2 separate regions of the Homo sapiens genome follow, and region 2 is linked to region 1. A link is a loop called in an ENCODE intact Hi-C map of the cell type or tissue named here. Cell type or tissue: B cell. All regions are shown on one strand.

The links. Peaks named below come from ENCODE experiments on the same cell type or tissue, not always from the same donor. Only the 100,000 strongest peaks of a DNase experiment are listed, where the experiment ranks them.
Region 2: a loop joins it to region 1, with 2.5 times the contacts of the local background. A loop is called at or near these places in 8 of 110 quality-filtered maps.

Annotation. Positions count from the first base shown.
Region 1 is chrX:19,682,101-19,684,600 of GRCh38, forward strand. It overlaps SH3KBP1 (SH3 domain containing kinase binding protein 1), which reads right to left. Exons shown (of 18, transcript NM_031892.3): 6 at 1,723-1,928. Among named protein-coding and RNA genes, the nearest start is that of MAP3K15, 170 kb to the left of the region's middle. In B cell, no CTCF peak of the experiment used is centred here; a DNase peak (open chromatin) is centred at 1,091; H3K27ac peaks cover 1,795 bases.
Region 2 is chrX:19,637,869-19,640,368 of GRCh38, forward strand. All of the region lies in intron 7 of SH3KBP1 (SH3 domain containing kinase binding protein 1), which reads right to left. All of the region lies in intron 1 of LOC124905255 (a long non-coding RNA gene), which reads left to right. Among named protein-coding and RNA genes, the nearest start is that of MAP3K15, 120 kb to the left of the region's middle. In B cell, no CTCF peak of the experiment used is centred here; a DNase peak (open chromatin) is centred at 1,453; H3K27ac peaks cover 718 bases.

The DNA.
Region 1 (2,500 bases):
AGTTGGAGGAGGACGATGAGTTCAGGTTTAGGCAAACGGATATGAATTTAAGATCTTCAAGTGGAGATACTGAAGTAAGCAGGCAGTTGGACATACAGCTCTGAGGTTCAGGAAAGAAATGTGCTGAGATAAAAACTTTCAAGTATTATATTTGACATTGACATTGCTATCAACAGTAACTCAATTTATTATTGGCAGCTAAAACTAATATTAATAGCAATAATAAGAGTCATACACACACACACACACACACACACACACACACACACACACACACAGTCCTCCTACACAAAGAAGATAAAGGCCAGGAATCATAAAACAAACAAAAGGAATGAACTGTTTGCTGACTGAGTCAATGGTCGTTTTCACTTCAACCACTTGAATAAAAGAAGAAAAACTGCATCCAGTGTTCCTTTCCAAGATGGGGACTTGCTCTTTTGTAAATGTTCACAGGAATCTGAATGTGACCATATGCAACAGAAGTGAGCTCAAGAGCTGGGACACTAGTTTTCAGATCTTGAAAAATATCATATATTGATTGCTGAAAGGAACAATGCTGACTCAAAGAAACTTCAACATTGAAAAAAAAAGTTTAAATGAAACGGTTTTTAATTTCTAGGTATCTGCCCTTTCTGCCTGACTCATCTCTAGAGGGATTCAGTGTTCGAAAAGTTTCCTTTTCAGATTCTGCTTCTAATGCATGATGACACTGGGCAAGGTTGCTGAGGGCGGGTGGAGGGGTGGATGTCCTACAGCTGCAGAAGATGATGCAACCTTTAAAATGTTATCCCACCAAAAAAAAAAAAAAAGAAAGAAAAAAAAACAACAACACTTAAAAGCCACCCATAAACCTGAATTAGAGAGGTTGCCAATACCCCGTCCCCCAAATCTGCTGGCACAAATGTCAAAGCAAAAATTTCAGCACTAAATCGAATTAACAAACATGCCTTAAGCACAGCACGAGAGTAGCTTATTATAATTTGGAAAATTCCACAGTATTTATCAACTCCTAAGCAAGGCTACAATGCTCAGAAGTATACCACAGTAGACGTCATCGGCAGCCACAAGCGCGAGGGCTCTGGGTGTGTTGCTGTGGTAACCGCGTACTCAGCAGCAACATGCTGCCTGCCTCTCACTAGCCCAGAACCAGAGGCAGAAGGAAACAGCCAGCTTCCTGAAGGGAACAACCCAGGGAGTCACAGCACAGGCCATCTCCATCATTCACACCTGCGGGAGACTTCCTTTCAACAGTCTGAAATTATCTCCAACTAACTCTTAGAGAAAAGGTGCACAATTCCTTCACTCTAGTGCAGAACCACAGTCAGCACACCCAAGCACAAAGCACTAGAGAAATGTACAAGGAGCGGAGAGAGATTGGCCAGTGTCTGAAAAGTGTCAGGGTCATGCACTTAGGCGGGTCCAGGAATGAGGGGTTTTTCTGGGAAGCAGATAGAGAAGTACTGGTCCATTTCCAAAGTCATCCTGAGAAGCATTCCCTAGAGAGATCAGCAAGAAAGAAAGCAGCAAACTAGAGCATGAGCCTTTTGAGGGAAGTCGTTCCCACACAGAGGGAGAGCTAAAAAAGAAGACAGGACAAACAACTAGTACATGAGGACATGGAAACCCTAAAAGAGGAATTGGAAGCCTCCAGCACCAAACCCCACAACGTACTTTTGGATATTCCACATTAAGTTGAAATCAAATAGAAACTGTCGAACATACCTTTTCTACCGGCAGAAAGTCATTTTCTACTTCAATTGACCTTGGTCTTAGTTTGATTGGCTTGTCTTTGAAAATGTCTCCAAAGCCCACTCCCTTAACTTTCTTGGGCTGGATTGCTGCAGTTGCCACTGTCCCGTTGGCACCTTCAGACTTGGTGCTGCTTGAGTCACCCCCATCACTCTCGGAGCCTGTGGTTTCCCTTAAACCTGTCAAGAGTGGGGATGGGGAGAGAAAGAGCTCAGAAATCAGCCAGAGCCCTGAAGAAGAACTTCACAACCAGCCAGGAACCACCTCTAAAAGTGTGACTGGGCACAGGATAACTTGCACTAGGCTTTTGTATTCAGTATGTTGAGTAGTTTGACTGGCTCTGAGTTTTGTTTGATCTCCCCACCCCTTACTTTTAATTTTAAGATGTGAATCAAAACAACTTTTCAGAAAATCTAATTCCAAAGCAGATATCTTTGTACATGTGAAATTCACCCCTCTTTAGCCGGGAGCCTGGTTTTGATCCAAATTTGTTTTCCCATAGCCTGTGCAATAGCAACCCTTCCCACCCACCTTGTTGCCTCCCCACCCAGTCAGTACCACATACTGTACCTCCAATCTCTATGACTCATGTCAATTAGCAATTAGCAATGAAAGTAACATTTCCTAAAGGGAAACTGTAAAGCTAAAAGCCATTTAAACAAATGAGCAATTAAAGAAACCACACAAAATTATAACTGCCAAAGAATTCAATCTTTTTGGATGGCTTCACAAGGAATAAATGCATGCAGAC
Region 2 (2,500 bases), 44 kb before region 1:
GAGCTCGAGACCAGCTTGGTCAACATAGTGAAACCCCATCTCTACTAAAAATACAAAAATTAGCCAGGCTTGGTGGTGAGTGCCTATAGTCCCAGCTACTCTGGAGGCTAAGGCAGGAGAATTGCTTAAACCAGGGAGGCAGAGGTTGCAATGAGCCGAGATTGCACCACTGCACTCCAGCCTAGGCGACACAGCAAAATTCCATCTCCAAAACAAAACAAAACAAAAAAAAACAAACAAACAAACAAAAAAAAACAAAAGGCCGGGTGCGGTGGCTCACACCTGTAATCCCAGCACTTTGGGAGGCCGAGGCAGGCGGATCATGAGGTCAGGAGATCGAGACCATCCTGGCTAACACGGTGAAACCCCGTCTCCACTAAAAATACAAAAAATTAGCCGGGCACGGTGGCGGGCGTCTGTAGTCCCAGCTACTAGGGAGGCTGAGGCAGGAGAATGGTGTGAACCCAGGAGGCGGAGCTTGCAGTGAGCCAAGATCGCGCCACTGCAGTCCAGCCTGGGCGAAAGAGCAGACTCCGTCTCAAAAAAAAAAAAAAAAAAAAGGCCTTAGTCTAGGTCAGTGGTTCTCAGGCTTGAGTGGGCATTGGCATCAGGTGGAGAGCTTGTAAAAATAGATCAACTGGGCCCCACCCCCAGGGGTTCTGATTCTGTAGGGCTGGTATTTGCATTTCTAACAAGTTCCTAGGTGATGCTCCTGCTGCTGCTAGTTCTGGGACCACGCTGTGAGAACCACTGGTCTAGTAATGGGTATTAGCAAATGTTTAATTCCAGGAAGGAGCAAAACAGTTGTGGGGACCTGGAGGGTGGACAAGTATGGTGGTAGCACTGGGGGTGGGTGTGCCATATGCTAGATTTAGACAGGAACTCCAGTTCTGGGTCAGATTCTGAGGATCTGGGGCTAGTGAGGAGTAGTGAAATACATACTAGGCTTGTCATCTATTCAGTAAATAATAACTGAGCGTCCACTGCATGCCAGGCAGCAGGGATGCCACAATGCCCTCGTGGGGCTTACTACAGTCTATACCAGCAGTTTGAAACTAGGGCTTCCCAGGAAATACTGGCAATACCTGGAGACAATTCTACTTATTAGAACTTGGCAGGGAATGGGGGTTGAGTGCTACTGGCATCTAGTGGGCAGAGGCCAGGGATGCTGCCAAACATTCTACAATGCACACAGAGGACAACGCCCACCAACAGACAATGATCCAGCCCAAATGTCAATACTGCTGAGGTGAAGAAGCCATGGTCTACATTTAAATTGAGACGGAGAAATGAAACACGATGTGTCCGTCAGTATGTCTGTCAACGCCAACCCAGTGTCTTCCTTTATGAAGAAGCTGACCATAACTCCAAACAACCACCTTCGGTCTCGGATGCTGTTGGGAATTTGACTTTCAAATTATTTCACAAGTATGAATTATGACACCATTTAACCTCCTCTAAAAAGAGAAGTATATTTTAAAAAGAAGAAATGAAAATCTGACAAGCAAAGCCCTTCTTGTCTCTACAATGCAGCAGAGGCTGGATCACTGCTCCTCTCGATGGTACTTTCAGATGAGAAGCTCAGATGAGAAGCTCCTTGGAGAGTCTTTGGGAGAAAGAAAACCTACCAGGAAAACACAAAGGGAGTTAACCTTTTTCTCAAGAGGACTGTATTTGAAATGCAGATCTTAAGCCACACGGGTAGGCTGGGCACCCTCCTGGGAAGGCTCCCACTCTGAATCCAGACAGCAATGTCTGTATTGGGGAGCAAGTGATGAAAGGTGCTTCTTAGGAAGAGGTGGGTACCCCTGGGACATCAAGCATGAGGGGCTTCAGTACATGACAGGCATGGGAGGCACTAAAGGGGTGAATATGAGACATGCTGCAGCAAATTGGATGTGCCCAAATCCCCAGGCCCAAGAATGAGTGAGTTTGGGGGAGGATATGTGAGCAAAACCACTGAGTCTGAAAAAATAGGATCAGAGTTCCTGGGTATATATTATGAAGCTGAGGAAAACCCAACACAAGAGAGTTGACTCTTTTTTTTTTTTTTTTTTTTCCTATTTAAACATGTGGTGAGAAAGCAAAAATGAGCTGCACTGAGTAAGTAGCAATCTGCCCAGCCATTCTTGAGGCTGGGGCAACAGACACAGATAAGGCCACCTGCAAAGTGATCAGGAAACAGTGTTTCTCTCCCAAGCATATGCAGTAGTTGCAAAGTGTCCTTAACAACCCTCTTCTTGGAGTGCTCCTACTTTCTCACTCCCTGACAAAGTATGTGATTTTAGAGACAAACTACCAGAAACTTGGTTTTTAAAAAAATTATATCAGGAAGAATGAAACAGTCCACTCTGGCCTGAAGGCGCTAAGCCACTTGACCCAGAGAAGCAGTCTTCATTTCCAGCCCAAGTGCAGCGCCTCATGTAACGGGTTTCTGGACACAGCACTACACATCTATCTTCACTTGGTAGCTGCCAAAGAAACAGGACCTGAGTCCACC